Regions from separate parts of the Homo sapiens genome. Here all the other regions are linked to region 3. A link is a loop called in an ENCODE intact Hi-C map of the cell type or tissue named here. Cell type or tissue: IMR-90. All regions are shown on one strand. Region 1 overlaps LINC01483 (long intergenic non-protein coding RNA 1483). Region 2 overlaps LINC01497 (long intergenic non-protein coding RNA 1497). Region 3 overlaps KCNJ16 (potassium inwardly rectifying channel subfamily J member 16).

Region 1 (8,000 bases), 270 kb after region 3:
CTGAGTAAATGCTCCTTGGATTTCTGCGAGGTTTCCCAGGTCTGGAAAAGCTGATTTTGGAAATTTTGCCAGTGTTCTTATTGTTTTTATAGAGAAGCAGATTTTTAGAAATCTTTACTCTTCCATTCACGCTGATGTTACCCCCATTACAGACATGGAGGTAGCCTATTCCTAGAAATTTTAGGAAAAAAAAACCTTGTCGCCAAGTAACCTGGAAGCCTGGTGTATGTTTCTATGCCTTCATTTCCAAATATACTAAAAATAATGCAAGTGACCTCTTACAGGTGAGAAAAGGCACTAATTTAATTGGCAATTAAATTCCCTTAACTGACTTTGAGTAGGAATTACTGTGGATAGAAATGCGAGAAAGGTGAGCTCCAACTTGGTTTCTGTTCTCAGAAAGCTTTTAGTCAGTTTTATGTGCTTGTAGCACGTCTTCTATGGGAGTCCACATATTTCCATTTTAAAAAGTTTGTGGTGTCCATGTTCCCAAGATGTTGGTTTGGCAAGGCGTGTGAGAAAATCTAAAGGGCAAAGTGCAGAGATGAGAGTTGTCAATTATTCAATCAAGTTGTATAGACACCAATGTGGACTCTTCTGGCTTGAAAAGGCAGGGAAGAGTTTCAACTTGGAAGGTGTTTTTCTATTTGAACCTGAGGATCAAGATTAACATCTTCTCTTACCAATACGTTCTGGATAGTTGTATTTTATTTTCAGGCTTTGATAAACCTGGAATGCCACTGCTTTATGGGTAGCCACAAGGCTGGACTTCACATGAGAATTCGGCTTTTGTGAGTCTAGCCTTAGCGCCTTTTCTTTCCCTTCTCTTCATTTTGCAAATGAACGTAAACAATTCATTTCCCATTTGAAAACCTACCTATAAAATCAAGGAAAAAAAATGTGTTTAAGTTCCCTTAACTAGTATCCTCTACAGTTTCTCTTAAGTCTTGATTTATATTGCACAATAAGGTAGGCTTTTTCCAAACTACATTAGGGTGATAAATACAACAATGTATTTTATCCTAGAAGAAGTTAATTCCTATCTGGTAGCTTTGATAAATGTGCTTCTGATACCTCTTATTCTAATTATGCAATAAAATAACTAGGCTTTTTCAATTCACTTTTCTCAAGCAAACTTTAGCTTACTGTCAGAGGCATGTGAACCAGAGCAACTCCATCTTGAATAGGAGGTGGGTAAAATGAGGCTGAGACCTACTGGGCTGTACTCCCAGATGGTTAAGGCATTCTAAGTCACAGAATGAGACAGAAGGTTGGCACAAGATACAGGTCATAAAGACCTTGCTGATAAAACAGGTTGCAGTAAAGAAGCCAGCCAAAACCCACCAAAACCAATATGGCCACGAGAGTAACCGCTGGTTGTCCTCACTACTACACTCCCACCGGCGCCATGACAGTTTACAAATGCCATAGCAACATCAGGAAGTTACCCTATATGGTTTTAAAAGGGGAGGCATAAATAATCCACCACCCCTTGTTTAGCATATAATCAACAAATAACCAGGGCAACCAGCAGCCCTCTGGGCTTCTCTGTCTATGGAACAGACATTCTTTTATTCCTTCACTGTCTTAATAAACTTGCTTTCACTTTACTCTATGGATTTTCCCTGAATTCTTTCTTGCAGGAGATCCAAGAACCCTCTTTTGGGGTCTGGATTAGGACCCCAGTAAAATTACCACACACCACTAGAGTAATTGACTTATATTCTCTGTCCTCAAGATGGGAGGTTCTTGAGAACAGGAACTTGGTTTTATATTTCATTATATCTCTGATATCTAGCATAAAACCTGGTGCATAATACGTGTCAATAGGTGTTGAACAAATTGTTGCAATTAAATTTAGTAAACATTGATTGAGTGCTTGCCATTTGTCAGCTAACGTTTTAGTAACGGGATACAGGGATGTGTTTAGATTCTCATTGAGAAAAGAAAATATAAGTGCACAAATGACATTAAGCAATGGTAGATGATGCTAATTCCTGTGAAAAACGTAAAACGGATAAATGGAGTAGAGAGTAACAAAAGGAGAATTGGGAGAGTTCTTTCAGTCCAGACAGTTAGAGCCGGCCTCAGTGAAGAGATAACAGAGGAGACAGATTCATGATCGTAGGGAAGATTAATCCAGGCAGAAAAAGAAACAATTGCAAAGGCTCGGAATTGAGCCTGTTTTATTATGTCACACCCAACATGGAATTTCTTCCTAGAATTAGAGGAGAGGAGAGAATTTTTAGATTATGCATTTCTTTAATTTTTTTAATTGCAAACTTCTACTGCTGAAGAATAGGAGCTCTCAGACAACAGGATATTTTGCCAAGACATGAAAACAGCTTTGCTCCTGGAAAATTATTTTAATTGTTCTGGTGGGAGGTATTGAAAAAATATTTACTGGAGATTCACTTTAGGGCCACAAAATTAAAACAGCAATTTAGCAACAGGATCATAGTTAGTGATGTTCGGAGACGTATTTGGTTGTTTCGGTTTATTTTATTTTATGGTAATTTAGCTGAGGTAGCTTTTATTTATTCAGAAATATTTACCCCTTTTCATTAATGATATGTGCTCTTACAATGAAATTTTTTTTTTGCTTTTTTTTTCTCCCAAGTACATCTTAATTAAAGTTTAGCCAATTTTATGCATTGAAAAGTGTAAAAGTATTCCCTGAGCTGAAATTCCTCTGAAAGAGTGGAATAGAGCATGCTTCTTACTGATCCCAAGTGTTCCAAATTCTGACCCAAATAAGACCTTTGGGGGTTCAAGCTCATTTACATTTCATAAAATGTAACTTCCTATTTCTGGAGAATAAAAGGCTTTGAAAGTCACAAGGAAACGGCTCAAAAGGCATCCAGGGCATGAAATAGCTTTAACAAATCCTGCTTGATGAGTTAAGTGTAAAGGAATCAGAAACATATGGATTACATTTCCCATAAAATACACATAGGCTTAATAGCGAAGAAGAAAAAGTGGCTGTGGCCCAATGTGATTCAGGTTTTTTCGAACCTAAAACATTTGGAAAATAGTTCAAGATGGTTAATAAACCCCAAAGCAAGCCCAGTCTGTCCTTCCTACTGTAGGGAGGAATGTGCTGGATTTCAATGCAGTACAAGAGGGTGTCTGCTGGATTACTGACAACTCTCTTTGTCACACAAACAGTACCTCCTAGGGAGACAGAGAGAAAGGCAAGGCAGGTTTGCACTTGTCTGAGATATGCAGAATACTTTGGACCCCACTGGCAGAAAGTGCATGTTTCTTGGTCCTAACTCCTCCTAACAGCCATAACCTTCTGACTCGGTCATTTCAAGTCATGGTTATGGAAAGCCTCCTCCTCTCCTTTCTTTCCATGGCCACCTCCATCCTACTCACTCACCCACCCCCTGTAAAAAAAAAAAAAAAAAAAAGAAGAAAAGAAAAAGAAAAACATCAACATTTCTAAAATTGTTCTTTAAGAGATTGTTCTAATCTGAGCTCATTTAGGAAATGAGGAGTTTGAATAAATTGCATTCCCAGGCTTAAATTACTGTGTCATTCTTGGTGACACAATGAACCCTTTCACCTAGCATTGTGTCCTAGGAAATTACAATTCCTGCCTTGAATGGACCTGCTAGAGAACAAGCAGAGGGTCAGTTGCAGATCATTAGTCAGAGGGGATCCAGAGCCCATGAGTCAGGACCTCTCACTGTTGCAGGAAGCAATCCTGACCACTTACCCCCAAGTCTCTTCAGGCCCACTGCCCTGGGGGAGCTACCACACACTGCAAAAGAATGTCCACACTGTGACTGCAGTGTGGGGACCAGAGACGCACTGAGTCAGGCCTGCTCTTTCAGGTGGAGGTCAATGCTGTTCTGTCAGGCAGAACCAGTACTCCTTTGAGATGCAAGATTTTGAGGAAGTGCTTTCCAGCAAATGCTCCACTTTCTTCAACTTCACAAATTCTTTAAGGTTATCATCTACTTTCCATTTTCACAATCACAACCATTATTCGGGGATTCTTATTCTACCCATTATGTCCACAGTCTTCAACTTAAAGCACCAATCCAACCATATCACCTTTCAGTAACTCTTTCTTCAAACATTTGGTCATCTAACTACTGACCTGTCAGATTCTTACCAAAAAAAATGACCAAGTAATATTGAAACCTGGGGAAGCCTTAGCATTTTCAATCTTAGAAGGCAACTGAAAACAACCTACAGTGAGTAGTTATGTAAATGAGGTGTGTTTAGATTCTGAAGATGATCAGACCAGGCTATCTTTGCCAGACTTCTGCAGGGACTCTGGAGTCTAGAGAGAAGGCAACTGAATATCCATGTGCTGCCTTAACCTTGGAGTCCTCAGGATTCTAACTTGCAAGTTTTCTGCTTAGAACTCAGCATTTGGGGCAATGGCTTCCAGCATTTTTTTTTTCCTTTTCCTTTAAGTTCTGGGATACATGTGCTGAACATGCAGGTTTGTTACATAGGGATACATGTGTCATGGTGGTTTGCCGCACCCATCAACCCATCATCTAGATTTTAAGCTCCGCATGCATTAAGTATTTGTCCTAATACTCTCCCTCCCCTTTCCTCCTACCCTCCGACGGGCCCCGGTGTGTGATGTTCCCCTCCCTGTGTCCATGTGTTCTCGTTGTTTAGCTCCCACTTATGAGTGAGAACATGCGGTATTTGGTTTTCTGTTCCTGTGTTAGTTTGCTGAGGATGATGGTTTCCAGCTTCATCCATGTCCCTGCAAAGGACATTCTTTTTTGTGGCTGCAGCATTTTTGAATATAAAAAATCTTACAGTTCACTATATTCACTTCCCCATTTTAGATCAATACTCAAGACCGAAGGCTTTCTAGTTATCTAGCCTTCCTCATCTTGTCCGCAGGATTATCTGTACTTTCCTGTCATTAGACACCTCTTCCACAGATTACCACTCACTCAAAGCCACCTCTGCAACTCTGTGTTGTGTCTTCTGCCTGACAGACTCTTCCTAGTGCTACCTGCAATATCTGTTCCCTCTCTTCCCCCAGTGCATAAAGCCACTCCTTAGCAAGTTTAACTTCTTCACTTTCTCTCAAAATCTTGTGCCTTCAATTTACCCGGCTGGATGTTTTGTTTGTTTGTTTGAGACAGTGTCTTGCTCTGTCGCCCAGGCTGGAGTGCAGTGGTGTGATCTCAGCTCATTGCAACCTCCGCCTCCTGGGTTCAAGCGATTCTCCTGCTTCAGCCTCCCGAGAAGCTGGGACTACAGGTGCCCGCCACCACACCTGGCTAATTTTTGTATTTTTAGTAGAGATGGGGTTTCACCATGTTGGCCAGGCTGGTCTTGAACTCCTGACCTTGCGATCCACCTGCCTTGGCCTCCCACAGTGCTGGGATTACAGGCGTGAGCCACCGCACCCGGCCTGGATGTTTCTTTACTAAACTCATCTCTACCTGATGCGGTTTGGATATTTGTCCCCTCCAAATCTCATGATAAAATGTAGTATCCAGTGTTGGAGGTAGGACCTGGTGGGAGGTGTTCAGATCATGGGGGTGAATCTCTTATGAATGGATTATCACCACCCCCTTGGTGATGAGTGAGTTCTCACTCTGAGTTCACATGAGATCTGGTTGTTTAAAAGTGTGTGGGCCCTGCTCCCTCTCTCCTTTTCCTGCTCTGGCTGTGTGATACACCAACTTCCCCTTTTCCTTCTGCCATGATGGTAAGCTTCCTGAGGCCTCACCAGAAGCAGAAGCTGGCACCATTCTTCCTGTACAGCCTGCAGAAGCATGGGCCAAATAAACCTCTTTTCTATATATATTACCCAGTCTCAGATATTTCTTTACAGTAATGCAAAAACTGGCCAACACACCACTTGACATATTGTGTACAGGTCAGCCATCTCTTATTCTTATTCTTATTCTTTTTGTTTGGGGTTTTTCTTTTCTTTTTCTTTTTTTCTTTTTTTTTTTTTTTTTTTTTGAGACAAGGTCTCACTCTGTCACCCAGGTTGGATTGCAGTGGCACCATCATGGCTCACGGCAGCATTGAACTTCTGGGCTCAAACCATCCTCCTACCTCAGCCTCCTGAGTTTCTGGGACTACAGGCATGCTCCACTATACCCAGCTAACTTTTTGCTTATTTGTAACGATGAGATCTCCCTATGTTGCCCGGTCTGGTCTCGAACTCCTGGGCTCAAGCAACTCTCCCACCTTGGCCTCCCAAAGTGCTGGAATTACAGGTGTGAGCCACCATGCCCAGCCACCATCTCTTATTCTAAACATATAAATCCAAACATCCTTTTGACAAAGTTCTCTTTTTTTGCAAGTTCTCTTCTTTTGCAACTCCTATTAACATCTAATAAAGACTAAGTTTATCCAAGTTAGTAAGATAACGTGCAATTTATGAATATGCAGTATATATACAATATTACTTTGCTACAATTAGCAAAACAGCAAGAGGATTGTAGGTAGGTATGTCTGTGTATTTGAATATCATTCTATGTGATTTTCCTCTATCTCCCTCCAACTAGAATGTAAAAACTTTATGGATACTGTAAATTAGCTTATTTTGTTTACTTCTGTATACCCAGTTTCTAGAATAGTAAGCCCCCCAAAAATATCTTTCCTGAATGATTAGATGAAATCCATTCTTCCATGGGGGTAATCCCATAGCAAAATAAACTCCTACATCTTTAACCTTTCTACTCTATATTTCTCTGCCTCACTGTGGTGATTACGACCTGATTCTCCCAGAGGTAAAATTTCTTCTGCAGATCTTCCAAATCCATGAGTTTATCTGCCTGGGGTAAAACCTCTTTTCCCTTTGAAGTTCCTGCATTTGACTCTCCTCTGCCCTGCCATGTTGTCCTCATCAATCCACTCCCCAGTACCCACTCTTCCTTCATCAAGGACTTTGGCATGTGGCTTTCCATCTTCATTGCCATCACAGTTCCTACCAACACTCTGCGAGTCTCCAATAGGCACAGGGATGACACCTCTGATGCCCGGCCCTCTTGGTTCCTCCACACTCTCAGCACTCCAGTCCCCTTTCCCTGCACACTTCATTAGCTCCTTGTTCCCACAGTCAAATGTCATCCTTATTACAGTAAATGCCACCGATACTTCTTGGACGGACGCCTACAGTTTTAGCTCCCTCTCGGGTGCTTCTCTTTACCTGTACTTCCCCTGCATACAATCTCCAACCCTTTGAGCCTTTACTTATTCCCATAAGCCCCTCCTTCCTCACTTCCTTCCCTATGCAGCTCACTGTTCACCAGCCCAGAGACTTCTGTGAACCCCAAAAATCTGAGACAGGTCTCGGTTAATTTAGAACGTTTATTTTGCCAAGGTTGAGGACATACACCCATGACACAGCCTCAGGAAGTCCTGATGACATGTGCCAAAGGTGGTCGGGGCACAGCTTGGTGTTAATACATTTTACGGAGACATGAGACATCAATTGATATGTGTAACATACACATTGGTTTAGTCCAAAAAGGTAGGACAGCTTAAAGGAGGGGCTTCCAGGTCATAGGTAGATAAGAGACAAATGGTTGCATTCTTTTGAGCCTCTGATTAGCTGCTCCAAATACATAATCAGATATGCATTTATCTCAGTGAGCAGAGGTGTGACTCTGAATAGAGTGGGAGGCAGGTTTGCCCTAAGCAGTTCCCAGCTTGAGTGATTTTGGGGGCCCAATATTTATTTTCCTTTCACACTTCTTTGTCAGTACCTTGACCTCCCTAAGTTTAATGTTTTTGCTTTTTTTGTTTGTTTGTTTGTTTTCTGTTCCAGCCACCCAGATAAGTCAAAATGTCACCTTTTTCCCTGCTTAGAGAAAATTATGCTGTCTTACAGGTTGATGCCTTAAAAACACCTAACCTCTAACCTCAAGCCCCTAACCTCAAGGCATGCCTGATGCTGTCCAGCTCTCTCTTGAATTTCTTTATTCAGCCTTCATTTTCCAAAGGAACTATTTAAACCCTCTTAAGCCCTTCAACATTTTAACCCTGTCATTTGC
Region 2 (8,000 bases), 170 kb after region 3:
AATACTTGGGCATGTAACTTACAATAATGGGATGGGAATGGCCTACATTCCAGGCCTAGGCCTTAAGTGGCATTTTTTTTTCTCTCATCACCTTTGGGACCTTTCATCCCACATCATGAGAACATTCCCCATCCAGCCTACTACTCTCAAAAGCTGAGAACACTTGGAGCAAAACTGATCCAAATACGTGGCTGGAACCAAAGACCAGCTGATCTCAGCCAAGATGTACCCTTCCCACCCAGCTGCCGTAACTCAGAAATCAATGCTTATAGTTGTATGACACTCAGATCTTAATGTTTTCTAGCAACATTTGATGGATAAACTACTGAACTCAAATTTTTAAAAATCAGAAATATCAATGACCTACTACCCCCAATTCTATGTTCATTTTAAAATAGTTGACCACAAGGTTCCAGACAAAATTCACCGTCTTTTAAGTAATAAAGAGTTAATGGAAGAAAATTCTCCAATATTACGTTTAAAATGTTTTTATTTTGGGGTTTATTTTTAGTAGTTTATCCACGTGTAACTATGAAGAAAGACACGTAATTGCACTTGTTCAGATTTCACCTCAAATCTGAGAATATGGATTTTAAAAATTATTTTAAGTTATCACGAGAAGCAACAGCATAAAGCCATATGAGAAGTACATATGTGAATAATAGTTTTACTTAGTCTTTAAGAAACAAGCTTAGGTGAATCAATTATATATTTCTGGGATATGGTCAAGGTTCTTGTCCAAAACCCACTAAAGGAAGCACTTTTAAATTTTCAACCTTTACATCATTTTTCAAAGTTCTCTTTGGCTCTCTTATTGGTTTGAAATAAGGCACATAATGTTTTCATCTTTATTAGTCCAAATAAGAGCAAATAAAAGAGTGATAATATATAGGGAGATAGTTTATTTGCAAACTTTCAAAAGTGGTTTACTTTAATACCCAATTCATTTGCAGATTATAGTCTAGATAATAAGTGCATATCAAAAACTGTAATAAAAATTATCGAATGGTTTGCAAGATATACTCTCTTGTTTGAATTAAGCCTACTTCAGGGGGTTGTGATTTTTCCCTTTTTATCTAAATGCTCATAAACTGGATAATAGCCCTGGTTTGTTTCTGAAATATTTTATTTGGGTTTTGTAACTTGACAGAAATGGACTACAAAGAAAGCAAAGTGAACTGCTGTAACGTATGTTTAAAATCTATGCCAATGATACCCAGGTGATACAAAGGTTACTAGAACATGCCAATTGGTTGGAATGAGCATTGAATTGATTGGTTAACACAGTATCTTGGGAAAACAATTTTGTCTGTGATATATGAGGAAGCCTCAATTTGGTGCAACCTCCTGTTTAGATGTCCTACATGTTTGTGGGTTGGTGTCACCAATATATTGTCCCCCTACTGTTTAGCTTTTTTAGTTTGTTTTTAATTATGGAAGTAACAAAACAGCATTATGGGAAGATTACAAATAATGTAAAAGAATTTTAAATCATTTTAACATCACTCCTATTTTCATTTTTGTGTGTCCTTTTCAGTCTTTCAATAGAGCTTTTTAATTAATTACTAAGTGCCAGGCAATGCTTTAGCGCATGTAAGTCTCATGAAAACAACAGAAAGTATTATCTTCTTTTTAGAGAGATAAGTTGGAGACTTTAAATAATGTCCTTAAGGTTACCGAGCTACCAAGTTCCAGGGCTGTGATAGACAACTAGCTGTTTTATTTCCTGACCCAAACCTCTTAAATATGTACCTTACATAGTTATAAACATAGTGTAAATACAATTTTATGTCTCATTTTTCCAACTCAATGTTGTATTATATTTTCCTGCACAATAACATAGCTCATTATTTTAGAAGGCAGGTTTTCTTTAATTTAGATATGCCCTTTCTTAACTATTCTCCTATTATGAGATATTGGATTACTTTCAAATTCTCATTTTCAAATTTTATAGTTTTCAAATTAACACTATAATTACTATCTTAACGCACCAAGCTTTTACATAATTTAGTTGTTTCTGTTTTCTTCCCCTAGAGGCTAAAAGTTTGGAAATTCTGAAGATTTTTTAAAATGTGTAACATCTAAATGGGACTTTTCCATTGTCTCAGTTTGGGCTACGATTTCAAAGCTCAAAAGTGTATGCAATAATTACTGTACCTTCTGAAGAGAGATGCCCGATCTTTTAAATGTGAGCTGCAAAAGGGCTTTCCCAAAACAGATTCAGCTGCTCTTAGTCCATCACCTGCCTTCCCTTATACAACAAAAGGTAAGCATTCATTAGGGGAATTGATCAATTATTTTTTTGGAACAGTTGTCAGCATTACTCAGCATTTCTCTTTCCTTCCTTCATACTTTCTTAACTAACCTCAGGCCAAGTGAGGGAATTTAGATCTTGATATGTGAGGGATTTGGAAAACAAAGAGGCCAGCTCTTGCCTGCAAAATTTAAAGACAGGAGATTGGCTGGAAATAGTCTTGATGGCTGAACACGGAGAAAAAGTGGAGCCAGTGTGGACCCTACAGAGGGTAGCGAGGCATAAATTACCTAGAAAGGATCCCAACATGTGGCTTACCTGCGAGGGCTAACAGACAACAGCACTAAGAGGCTATAGAAAGATTACCCAAGAAGCAGAGGTTCAGGTGGATGGCATTCATAGCCAGCTAGTTGGGGCACTGCCCAAGACAGTGAATAATATAGCAGATTGTTTTCACTGGCTTTTTTGAAGAACCTACAAAATATCTTCAGTAGGAAGACAGCATTTAGGTATCTGTCTGGCTCCAGATTACAACTGTGTTGATTGATAAATAACTTTTCCACCCTGGTTTCTCTTATCTACCCAACATCACCAAGACGGGGTCAAGAAATAACATCTTGAGTAAGGGAAGATGAAAGAATAAAGTGGGAAAATAATGAAGTATCTACTTTCCTTACTGTAATTTTCCAAGTCCCACATCAGGGGTCCAGGGGAGAAGCTTAAAAGAGGATGAGACAATAAAAGATTTTGTGGTTTGGTTTTGTTTTGTTTCTTAATTTTGACTAGGCTTTTGTACATCAGCTCTACTGGTAATCAGCTCTACTGATTAATTTATCAGAAGTTTTTGTCGGGGGGCAAGGATGGAAAATTCAACACAGAATTTAACAGGCTGTTGCAGAAGAAAAATACAATCATTTCACAATTTCATCCACTAAATTCAGCTTATTCAATCAACAAATACACACGTTTTCAAGTTGCATCCTAAAACAGTTTTACCAATTTATAACATCATCATCAGTGAAGGATAATCAGGCCGATGATACTCTTGCTAGCTTTAAACATTCTCTTTCTGTGTTTACCATAATTTAATATGTGAAATAACATCTTAACTTATGATACTTTCTTATTATTAGCATAATTAAACAGTTTCCATTAGCATATCTGCTATTTTTATTTGTTCATTTATACATTTACTATAACATCGACCAATAAATTATTGTTAATTATGCTAATTATTTTCTTATAAATTTGCATGAGGCATTAAGAGATGAACTCAATCCCCTATGTAATGTAACTATCACTGTAATATGTGGTTTGCATTTCAACAGAAAATAAGTTTTTACATTAGAAATTTTTTAATGTATTGAAATTTCAACTGTGAATTTTTTCTTTAATTTCAACTCTTAGGAAAGAAATGTCTATTTGTTTCTCTATTCTTTTGTCATGAGATTTCTAATGTTTAAATGTTTGATTTATTTTCCATCTAAAGTTTATTTGTATAAAGCTCAGAATCCGATCGGCATGAGTTGAGTATAACAAATTGGCTGGAAAAAGCCTGTTGTTTGTAGGATATTTCACTTTTCATCAATATTCATATTCTATTAATATTTTAAAGCCCAATTATTCTCACTCTCTAGCAAAGGCTGAAGTGACTTTTAACAATAGATATTCTTTCCAAAAAAGAAAAAAAATCCAAACAATTTCTCCCTTTGTAAGTATAAAACTGCCTAAGCTCAGCCTCTCTTTTTCTGCCACATCCAGCCTCTTCCTCCCACCCCCACCACCATTAGATTTTACACACCATCCATTGTCAGGGACGCAAACTCCTCTACAGTTTGTTAATGTCCAAGAAAGGCCATCACCTCTGAATCATTTTTTCCCCACACATAAATCCTTGAGCCAACAAAGAAAAGTGGTATTTTTCCATTTCCATAATTCCTGTTATTTTAAGTCTATCCCTTAACCAAAGTGGCTTTTTGTTTTTTTTTCCTTGATAACTCACAGGTTCAAATGTAAAAATTTATTATTACAAGGAACAATTATGAGGTTCAAAGCATACTGTGTGCATTCCATGCTCCTAGCTTCTGGTACTGATATACGGAATAAAATACTTGTGGTTGTCTACTTGCATGAAGTGGATGGGATCCAACCACTGGTGGTGAGAGGCTTAATGAATGTCTGCCTTCGTCAGACCCAACAGGGATCTAGCATCATGGGAGGTTGCCCAAGTGCCATACTGCAGGCATCTCAAAAACAAACTTTTGACCATTTAACTTATTCTTTCCAGTTACTCTTCAACGTCAACAATAACAACCACCAAAGAGGAAAAAATGGCTTTGCTTCTTTTCTTACTTTAAATATTGTTCTGGATTTTAAGATTTCAAGATATCTTCCCCAAAACATTGAATTAGACAAACCACTGACCTTTTTGAACACCTTTGGGTTTTGCTTCTTCAGGGCAGCATGTTCAGCACTTTTTTTTTTTTTTTTTTTTTTGAGACAAAGTCTCACTCTTGTTTCCCAGGCTGGAGTACAATGGCGCAATCTTGGCTCACTGCAACCTCCACCTCCCAGGTTCAAGCGATTCTTCTGCCTCAGCCTCTCCCAGGTAGCTGGGATTACAGGCGCCTGCCACCATGCCTGGCTAATTTTTGTATTTTTTAGTAGAGACAGGATTTCACCATGTTGGCCAGGCTGGTCTTGAACTCCTGACCTCAGGTCACCACCCGCCTGACCTCAGGTCACCGCCCGCCTCGGCTTCCCAAAGTGCTGAGATTACAGACATAAGCCACCGCGTCCAGCCATGTTCAGCATTTTGATAACTCCCTGCTCATAAAGTCTTCCTTATTTGATGAGATACTTCATTTACATAGTAAAACCAAACAAAAACAAAAACAAACCACAGCATTCTTAATAGTTACTATTTTCTTGCTGTCTCTGTTTTCTTTTGTTTTTAAATAAGACTAGACATAGTAGTTCCCTCTTCTGTGCTCCTATATAATGTTTATAACTGCATAATAGAACAAAAAAATGTGTTTTAGTTACTTGTGTGTATGTTTGCCTCTTCTGGAATACTGAGAGCTTTTTGAGGTTACAGATATATCCTGTGCTTTTTCTTTGCATAGCACATAACATAAAGTCCAATACATAATAGGTAGTCAATAATGAGCTTAAGTAAATGAATTGCCTCTGATTTGTGTATGATAGTTGGAATGCCTCAAGATTTTTAAATCGTCTGCACATTGATATCATACTATCAACAGATCTTTTGCTGTTAAATGTTCAGTAACTATCAATAATAGTTCATAATGCTCTAAGCAATACCGTCTAACAATATAGCTGAATTTGGCATACCCAGATACTTAGTTTTGTACTTTTTGGTGTGACAGAGACTGCACATATGCACTAAAATCCATTGCCATTTCCCACTGGGCACACACACACACACACACACACACACACACAAATACATTTTCTATCACACTTTGCAATTAAATATGGCCATATGACTTAATTGTGACCAACAGAATGTGGGCAGAAAAGATGTTAATCAATTTCAGGCCCATTTTATCACAATATCCCACAAGTGATCCTTGTTGTTTTTTTCCATTTGTCCCTGAAAAGGGAAGGATCCCAGAACCTATAATGCAGCCTTAGGATAGAGATCAGATTAAGGAAATAAGTATTCACAAATATTATTTCAGATAGCCTCATGGAGGCTGATAGATGAGGTTGGAACAATGAAGGTTCAGGTCATGTTGTTTCATGGCAAAACATATGGTAAAACCACTTCATACATTAAATAGAAAGGCACAACACACCTCATGAGCCTATAAGCCTGTAGTTTTTGGACGTGAGGACAAGAGATTGATATGAGAGTAACAGTGCCTATTTGCTACTATTGGCCTTTCTTAGCAATGTATTACAAGAAAGAGATGAGCACAGACAAAAACAGACTTATTTTGAAGCAGAAATTGAAATGGATATGTATCCAGAGATCAATAACTTTTAGAGTTAATAAACCTGAGTGCTTCTGCATCCTAATTAAGATAAATTGAAAAAGGCTCTGAATGACAACAATCAAATAAAATTATTGTTAAAAAACAGACAATTTAATATAAGGATTAGACTAAGGAAACAGTATTCAAAAATATTATTTCAGATAGCTTCAGGGAGGTTGGGAGTGGCTTAGAATGGTGTATATGAGGAAGCAAAAAATAAATCAGTCATGAGAATTATCACATTGAGAAAACTTCAAATGTAGTTATTGGCACATGTAATTGACTAGAAACAAGACAATTTCAATGTCTGTTAGTTTGGGGAAAATTGTTTCCCTAAGGATTCTATGAGCATGGACTGAAAGTATTGACTTCTTAAGCTTTAAGATTAGTGCTGGGTCCCCCAGCTTTTATCAGCACCAAACATAATCTCCAATCCCACTTCCTGAAGGTCATGGGAAAGATAGACAAAGAAGAATCTCTCAGAGGCTGGAATCAGTAACCATGGAGAACAGTGAAGAAAGGAGATTCTAGGGAGCATAATTTAGGAATAAACGAAAGATTTTTTCCCAGCCAAATAATAGGACCCTTAATATGTGCCTAACATGATTTCAAAATTGCTATGGTTCAGTAACAGCTGCATGCCTCTCATTTTTTCCTTTACCAAACAGGTGTCTAAAATGTTTTCCCGTATCTATGTATCTTCCCTGCATGGTATATGTATGCATGTGTGTGTTTGTTTGCATGTGTGTGTGTGTGTGTGTGTGTGTGTATAAATATATATCATTTGTAGGCTCAAAGAAGCCACTTCAATTCTGGTCTAGAGAGATGAGCATCACTCAAGGATGCTGGACTTTAAGTTTTCTGCAATGACTTGTTGGGACCTTTAGTTTTCCACCTTCAGAAAGGACACCCGTGTGTTCCATGTGTGGCAGGAAAAATGGAATAGATGTTTGGTGAACAAATGGACAGAATTGGCACAGACTGACTAGCTCTTCATCAAATGTATTTTCTTCATGTCCCAAGCACATAGATAGACTATATTTCCTAACTTCCACTGTACTTAGGTATAGCCACATAACTGAGTATTGTCAATGAAAATATAGGTAGAAATAATTTTCACTGCCTCCAAGCCTGGTGCATAAAACCACACACACAAAAGCCTCTCTCTGTTTCTTCATGTATTAACCGGACAGGGAAGGCTTTCAAGCTCAGTAGGAAGGCAGATGCAGAAGATGAAAGGAGCCTAAGTCCCTGAATAGTCACTTAGAGGATTGCTCTACCAGAAACTCCCAATGTTAATAAGAGATAAACTTATTATTTAGTTAAGTCATTGATATTTGTAGCTTTTCTCTTACACTCCATGTTAAGCAGAATGATGACACACCCTCAAAGATGTCCACTTCCTTATCTTTGGAACTTGTGAATATATTAAGTTATATGGCTGAATGGGGGAAATTAAGGTTGTAATGGAATTTAGGTTGCTTGACAGCTGATATTAGAAGAGAGGGGTTATCCTGGGTTATCCACGTAGGCTCGATGTAATTACACGGCCCTTAAAAATGGAAGAAGGAGCAGCAGAGGAGATCACAGTGATGCCATATCAGGACTCAACTCACTGTTGCTGGCTCCGAAGATGGAAGATTGGGGATAAAAGCCAAGGAATGCAGGTAGCCTCTAGGATCTGGAAAAGACAAGGAAATGGATTCTTCCTTAGAGTCTCCAGAAGGGAAGGTAGCCCAGCCAAC
Region 3 (8,000 bases):
TATACATACATATATATACATGTATATAAGCATACATACACACATATATATATAGGTATGTTCATATATATGTGTTTGTGTGTAAAGGTATCCTAACATACTCTGCAATTAGCCCATACTATAGTTTGAATGTTTGTTCCTTGTAAAACTCATGTAGAAATTGAATTGCCATTGTAACAGTATTAAGAGGTGAAACCTTTAAGAGGTGAAGAGGCCATGGAGGCTCTGCCTTCATGAGTGGACTAACGCCTTTATCACAGGAGTGGATTCGTTGTAAAAGGGAGACTTTGTCACCTTTCCTCTCTCTCCTTTGCCCTTTCTTGTCTTTCCAACTTCTACCATGGGATGACACAACTAGGAGGCTGTCCCTCAATCTTAGACTTCCCAGCCTCCAGAACCGTGAGCCAATAAATTTCTGTTCATTACAAGTTAATTGGTTGGTGGTATTTTGTTATAAGCAGCACAACATGGACTGAGAGAGCCCACAGGTAAATATGATTAGCTCCACTTACACTCATGAAGAAACTAAGGCTCAATGACAATTAGAAAATTACCAAAGTTCATACAGCTGCCAAGGGGCACACCTTTAAAAAAGGAATTTGAATCCACTTCTGCCTGATTTAGCCATGATCTTACTACAAAAGTATGTCATATTTTAGAGAAAAAGATGAATTGTTCTTCTCCCATCTCAAATGTGCTCAACACACCTGTTCTTTCCCAACATGAGGTGTGGTTCTGTCTTGTGAGCAGTTTTTAGTTCTGTGGGGTCCACTGGCACAGCATAGGCCAGTGAGGTTTTTCGAGTTCAATGAGCAGCAGCTTAGTTGAGTAGTGATATGTTATTTTGGCATGATAAGCCTACTCCTCTCAGGACCCCTCCAATTTAACAGGAACATGTTGAACAGTTTGAAAATAACACATGTTATTATGATATGAAGCAGTTAAGTACTTTTGGAAATGGCTTTAATTTAATGCCCAGTAAGTAGATAATGCAGGAGGATTATCCTGTATTTTATGCAGTTTGATTTTTCCTCTGTTTGTTGCTATTCACTAAGCTTTAGGTGTATCTGAGTAGAGTAGTATTTTATTTTCAAAACTGTATTTTACTGAATGCTCATGCCTCCCACAATGGAAAGGATGTATGATATAAATCATCCAAAGTAATTTTGGTCAGATAGTACGGAAACAATTTACACTTGGATTGGGAATAATTTATATTTCTTCTACTAAAATCGTTGCGTGATTTCTCCTTTTTAATTTTTTGTTTGTTTTTTTGATTAGGTCAATGTTAAAAGTTAAGGAATGTAAATTATGAAACACCAAAAGAGATGAGTTTGCTGCTGGCAGTATTAATTGCCTACACTGTATTAGCATTCATTATGTGCTAGGCATTCTTCTAAGGACCTTATAAATATTTTCTCACTAACCCTTTTAACAATTGTAAGGTGGGTACTGTTATTTTCTTTACTTCACAGTTGAGAAAACTTGGGCCCAGAGAGGTTAAGTAAATTGCCCAAAGTCACACAGTAAGAAAGTAGTAGAACTAGGCTGGGCATGGTGGCTCACGCCTGTAATCCCAGCACTTTGGGAGGCTGAGGCAGGTGGATCACCTGAGGTCAGGAGTTCGAGACCACCCTGGCCAACATGGCAAAACTCCATGTCTACAAAATAAAAAAAAATTAGCTGAGTGTGGTGGCGCACGCTTGTAATCCCAGCTACTTTTAATCCCAGCTACTTTGGAGGCTGAAGTGGTAGAATTGCTTGAACCTGGGAGGTGGAGGTTGCAGTGAGCCAAGATCATGCCACTGCACTCCAGACTGGGTGACAGAGTGAGACTCCATCTCAAAATAATAATAATAATAATAATTAATTTTTTAAAAAAGAAAGAAGAAGAACTAGAATTCAAACTTAAGGCATTTGATTCTTAATTCTGCACCCTTAAATTTGTAGCTTAATACAGAAAGGAAATCTATAGCTAAGGAAACTGAGAATTGGAGACAGCAGCTCAGTTGCTCCAGGTGGCACAGTTAATAAGTGGCTGTATCCAGACCAAATCTGTGTGATTCTCTCAGGTTGGGCTGTTTTCTTCATAGCACTTGTTTCAAGAAGGGAGCACTTCCATTTAATGATAAAAACAAAAACAACAACAAAAAAAAACCCTGTTGCTCCCAAAAAAAACAAAACCAAAAAAAACCCAAAAAAACCTGTTGCTCCTTGTGTTTGCTTATGCTTTAAGGCCGGCCCTGCCAAAAGACTAAACATTTCTGCTTCCAAGGTAAAAGGTTTGGTGGCAATAAATCAGTGTACATAGGTGTGCCTCACTGTACATTAGCATTTCCCTGAAAAGGTGTGAGCTTTTTTTTTTTTATTCAATCGTTGTTTGTGCACATTTTGAAGAAGTTTATCTTCCTTTATCATGACTCTTACCAGCTGCCTCCCACATTTCTTTTTTTTTACCTTTGTTTTCCCAGCTTCTCCAAATACTTTTTTTTTTTTTCCTTTTGAGACAGAGTCTCACCCAGGCCGGAGTGCAGCGGCATGGTCTCGGCTCACTGCAGCCTCCGCTTCCCGGGTTCCAGCGATTCTCCTGCCTTAGCCTCCCAGGTGGCTGGAATTACAGGTGCGTGCCACCACGTCCAGCTAATTTTGTATTTTTTAGTAGAGACAGGGTTTCACCACGTTGGCCAGGCTGGTCTCAAACTCCTGACCTCAGGTCATCCACCCGCCTCAGCCTCCCAAAGTGCTAGGATTACAGGCTGAGCCACCGTGCCCGGCCACTTCTTTAAATACTTAATGATCAATAGCACTTCTAGAAAATACTAGCTTGCTATTTAACAAAGGGTCTCGAAATGATCATTTGCGCTATTTACTGATTAAAAAATAGCAATACTTCAACTTTGGGCAGCATCAGGTCTGCTTATTGCCCCAGGTTGGCCATTGGTAATTGTGTTTTCTTCTTCCGTCCCTCCATGTCTGTCACTCTTTAGGCAGATAACTCCCGAGTTGGAGGTTTCCTCCTACATAAAAAGGGATCTGATGTCCTCCTGATATCCTAAAAATCTTTGGTTCTGGAATTGGCGGCTAGCAGAGGCTAGCTCTGTCCTTAACCCGGCCCCTATGACTAGCCTCCCTTCCCCAGGCCAACTAGTGTCAGAAAGAATCAACCAGCAGCACAATAAATAATTGATCTTCAACATGTGCTTCTAATTCAAATAAAGGGCATTTAACCACAGTGAGTATCGCATGTGACTGAAGTATTTTATGTGGAAAGTTGAAGATTTCTGATAACTTGCTGTAAAGAAGTTTTCACAGTGACTAAATCTCCAGGGGCCCTTTCTGTCTCAAGTTCAGGTTACTTAGACAGTGATTAAAGACCTTTCATTGGCCCCTGTGGTAAATGATAGCATAGAGGAAAAAAAAAAAAAAAACAAAAACCAGCATTCTTTGGCTATGTAATTTAGCAAGACTTAATCTATTTGTTTGAGTTTTCATCCATCAGGCTTGCTGAAATACTTTAAATAATTAACCTGTTTCTCTGCAGCCTGAAGCGTCCCCAGAGTTTCCACTCCAGGCCTGAGATGAGTGATTACCCAGCACAGATTGTCTTATTTATTTGGAAGACTCTCCAGCTCAGTCCAGCTGCTTTTTCTTGGGACAGCAGACAGACCCTGGACATGGTATCCTTTTACGTTACAATATTTACAAAGTAGAATAAATCAATGAGACCCAACAGGAAAAGGCCATAGTTTATTTTATTCATTCTATTTTTGTTTTTTCTACCATCCCTGCTAGGTGCTCAGCAACTCAATCTATTGAATTTCAAAACATGTAGAGGTGTCGACATAAGTCTCAAAACTCTGCACAGAGAATCCCAAACCACAAGCTTGGACATTTCCAAGGAAAGAAGCACAGGGTGGCAGGATGAGGCAAGAGGCTGCTTACTCCAAGCCAAATCTCATGACCCAACCGCATAGTCATAAGAGGAGTGCGTTCAGTTGCTTTAGGAAACCAAGAGCAGTGAAAGAAAACACTTGGGAATTTACTGGTAGATAAGGTTTTTCTGATTGAAGAAAAGGTACAAAGTAATGCAGACCAATGATGGTTTCTGGGCAGCATTATGATTATGTCTTTTTAGGAAAATGCCCCTTCTAGGGGACCTCACTTGCTGTCTGCCCACAGATTTATCTGGACTGAATCTCGGTTACTAGTTTTTGCTTTCAAAGACCTCCTATCTAGGGGAACATTTGAAAGGAATTTACCAAGTGCTTCCCTGCTGCATAATCTGTGTGTTCTGTGTTAACACTAACTTGCATTTTGCATGTGGAGCCAGAAGCTCTCTTCTCGGGAGCCTGGGTCATACTGCTCCTTTAAAAATGAAAGTGAGAGAGAGAGAGAGGCCACGCTGATTTTAGAATTGAGTCAGGGCTTTGTGATTTATAGAGTACGCAGGGTGAATAGGCGTGGTTTCTAGATATCCACAGGCAAGTCTTACCTTAAAAGACACAGGACTTTGCACACGCCTTACAGAACATTCAGAACAGAAGAATCAAGGCTTGTAACTGATGAGACTAATAGATAGAATATATTAAACTGAGTAGAATCTGGTGCCTAAAAATTTACATAAAAGTGGCCCAGAGAATCCACTCAGCACATGTCCTGGCCCACTCAGAAATGATGAAATACAAATATTTAAAGAAAAATCTGGATTCCTTTGTGTGTATTAAAAATCCTCTCAAATATTCTAAATGGATGAAGTTTGGTCTTGGTGAGGGATAGAGGGTCTGAGACAGTATTAGCAGTTTTATTTTTTGCCCAAGTTGTACAGTGCCTGCTTTATCCAGGTTTCTGTGGATTTTATGTTGGGGGGAAGAAAGAAGCAAAAGAGCAGTGGGCCTGGTTAATCCTTTTATCAAGGTCACTCCACCACCAGCATCTCAGAGGGATTTCCAGGCCAAAAGCAATCCTTTGTGTGTGTGTCTTACGATAGTGGCATGTCCTCAACTCCTTTGAAAGTATGAGGTCAGGAGTTCGAGACCAGCCTGGCCAACATGGTGAAACGCTGTCTCTACTAAAAATACAAAAATTAGCTGGGTGTGGTGCAGGCCTGTAATCCCAGCTACTGGGGAGGCTGAGGCAGGACAATGGCTTGAACCTAGGAGGCAGAGGTTGCAGTGAGCTGAGATCATGACACTGCACTCTAGCCTGGGCAACAGAGCAAGACTGTCTCAAAAAAAAAAAAAAAAGAAAGAAAGAAAGAAAAAAGCAAGAAAGAAAGCTAGCTGTTTCCACAGTGATCAACTCCATCAACTGTCATGGACAAGTACAAGTTGGACCTAAGCTGTGCATCGTTTTTTTTTTTTTTAAACCAGGCTTGTTTCCTGGATAATTTCCCTTAGATATATTGCTGTGTCAATTAGAAATCATATTTATTTTCACTTATGAAAAAGACGTCTGGAGATGTGCAATCTAGGGCTGCAGTCTTTCTTACCTTTCTATTTTCCCTTGTAGGGGGTGTCCTTGATTTGCATTCTTACAAGGTGGCTTCAAGAGCATAAGCTACCAAGTTAGAGGTCCAGATGGAGAGAAAGGTGAGCAGGGAGAGGAACAGGGCATGAGCCAGCCAAGTCAGCTTAAAAGCTTTCATAAAAGCCGCACCCATAGATTCCTGCTAACATCTTATGTGCCAGAACTATGCCAGTTAACCCTACCCTCCAGCAACCTGCATCGGGACTGGAAATACAGCTGTATTTTTTTTTTTTATAAACCCGAACACATTGTTTTCCAATTAGGAATTTGTTAGGGAAAAGAAGATGATGGGAGAGTCGATGAAATGGAAATTTAAAAAATCCACCTTACTATGTTATTGTGGGGATTAAATCCATGCATCAATCACTTGATAATACTCACTAATCTGGTGGCACATGAAAATAATATTTTCTTCTCTCTCCTTAGTCTTACTCACTTCTCCAGGGCCCCCTTCAGAAACTATAGCACATGGTAGAGCAATACCTTGATGCCACAATTCATTTTAAATCTATTTAACTTCATTGAATAATTTCATTTTGGGGGAAAAAGTGGATGGCATAAGAAAAAATATTCAACCAACTTCTCGTTATTGGCAGGGCATTTGAAACTAGAATTGCCATTTTACATAGAACCTGCTTGTGATACTTACAGAAGCAACTAATTTTTACTTCAGATATACCTGTTGTACAAGCTGTTAAAAAACCCATAAAAATGCTTTACAATGCTGCCTATGTTCTCTTTCTATGAAGCAGCATTCTTATTTTTGGTGCACTGTACCCAATTCTGACCACATCAGCAAAGAGAACTTATACCACTGAAAATATAGGTATATGCACACAGTTTTTGCATTATTTTAAGATCTTTATTATTAAGTAACTCACTGGGGTTGTCAAAGTATGTTATAAAATTACACAGATAATTAGAGATATATGTTACATAGAAATGCTGATTTTACACTCTCTTCTGAGTACAAGCATTTGATTACAGAGGCTCATAGCACAACAAAATGTATTTCACGGGACACTGATGCCCCTATTCTGATATTGACAAGGCAAACATCAGCGGTAGCAGAGTCAACAAAGCAAAGCAAGATGAAATGAAACTAGATGTAGGTAAAACAAGCTAAAAATATTTTTAAGTGTTTTTGTTTATTGTCATGGTGGCTGTTTTCTACTTACAAGATTGCAGTACTCTAATTTAGCCAAGTAATTGCTGCTGTAAAATCCAAATCTACAGAGCGCACAATTTTTTAAATGGAGTGTGCATTCCTCAAGCAAGACTAAAAACAATCTTACTTGGGTCTCTAATATTAAGCTTCAGAACAGTTTTGCAACTTTTGACCTGAACAAATCTCTTATCCATAAAACAAGAGGAATAAAAGATTGCATACGTGCATTTAAAAAGTAACTTTATTACTCCCAGGTCAAAAAAAAAAAAAAAAGGGAAAAGAAGGAGAAAGGGAAGGATGAGGGGGAGGAGGGAAGAAAGGAAGGAAGAACAAAAAAAGAAAAAAGAAAAGAAAAGAAACAGAAAGGCACTCTATCTACCTATACCTATATATTTTACTTGTATTTCTAATCTTGGACTATGTAATTACTTCATTCACTTGTGTGTTTTAATTTTCATGGAGAGAGAAGAGAAAGAAAGATTTTCCAGAAAAAGCAAAAACTGTGTGTGTGTGTGTCTGGGTGTGTATTTAAATAACATAAACAAATAAAAACAGTGCCACATACTTATTGCCAGTGCAGCAACAATGTAAAACAAAAACAAAACACAAATAATTCTGAATGTTCCTAATATCTCTTTGATTTATAAAGTTTAAAGTGACTCTTTACTCAGTGGATGTGGGCTTAAAGTAATCATGATTAACATTTTAACATGAAAGTAGAGTATACAACTTTATCTCATGTTCTAAAACTTAAGAAATTTCATTGTACTCAGATTATCCACTTACTGTGCATTCAAATCGCTTTAATTGAATTCTATCTCACAAAATCCTTCATTTAAATGGTTGTTCCAAGTTTAATAAAAGAGTTTCTTGCAATCCACAACTCGAGTCATTTGTATCTTGTACAGTAACCAAGACAAGAAGCATACATAACTGCTTCTGGGCACAAATAAATATCTCCCTCCCCACCCTCCCCCCAAAAAGGTTCTATCCTTTCTGTAGCAGCCAAAGTTGCAATCTTTCGGGACCAGCAAGCTAGCAACGGTTTCTCTCCAAGGGTCTGAGAATGTTTATCGCTGCTAACCATCCCCTCACCTCATCTGTATGATCCTGTCCCTTGGTCATGTCCTCGAAGAAGGTGGGACGTGAACATAGAAAGTCCCCTCCTCAGAGAACCTAGCAAGGTCGTGGTTGCCTTGTTTCTGGTCTCCATTTGTTGGAGTCTCCCAGGAACGTTAAGAGAGAAATGCTGCTTTAAATACTGTTAACTTTTCTTCTGCCTCATCGGTTAGAGAAAAAATTGCTT

The links. A loop is a pair of places that touch in the nucleus more often than their neighbours do. Peaks named below come from ENCODE experiments on the same cell type or tissue, not always from the same donor. Only the 100,000 strongest peaks of a DNase experiment are listed, where the experiment ranks them.
Region 1: it touches region 3 in a loop (5-fold over the local background); 6 of 110 quality-filtered maps call a loop at or near these places.
Region 2: it touches region 3 in a loop (2.7-fold over the local background); 3 of 110 quality-filtered maps call a loop at or near these places.

The regions. Positions count from the first base shown.
Region 1 is chr17:69,866,037-69,874,036 of GRCh38, reverse strand. All of the region lies in intron 4 of LINC01483 (long intergenic non-protein coding RNA 1483), which reads right to left. Among named protein-coding and RNA genes, the nearest start is that of LINC01497, 92 kb to the left of the region's middle. In IMR-90, no CTCF peak of the experiment used is centred here; DNase peaks (open chromatin) are centred at 2,966 and 3,696; H3K27ac peaks cover 2,765 bases.
Region 2 is chr17:69,964,424-69,972,423 of GRCh38, reverse strand. It overlaps LINC01497 (long intergenic non-protein coding RNA 1497), which reads right to left. Exons shown (of 5, transcript NR_110875.1): 2 at 7,872-8,000. Among named protein-coding and RNA genes, the nearest start is that of LINC01497, 6.7 kb to the right of the region's middle. In IMR-90, no CTCF peak of the experiment used is centred here; a DNase peak (open chromatin) is centred at 4,363; H3K27ac peaks cover 380 bases.
Region 3 is chr17:70,133,975-70,141,974 of GRCh38, reverse strand. KCNJ16 (potassium inwardly rectifying channel subfamily J member 16) reads right to left here. Exons shown (of 4, transcript NM_170741.4): 4 at 6,367-8,000. LOC105371882 (a long non-coding RNA gene) reads left to right here. Exons shown (of 4, transcript XR_934953.3): 4 at 3,542-3,738. Among named protein-coding and RNA genes, the nearest start is that of KCNJ2-AS1, 31 kb to the left of the region's middle. In IMR-90, a CTCF peak has its summit at 3,923; DNase peaks (open chromatin) are centred at 3,924 and 4,404; H3K4me3 peaks cover 811 bases; H3K27ac peaks cover 2,535 bases.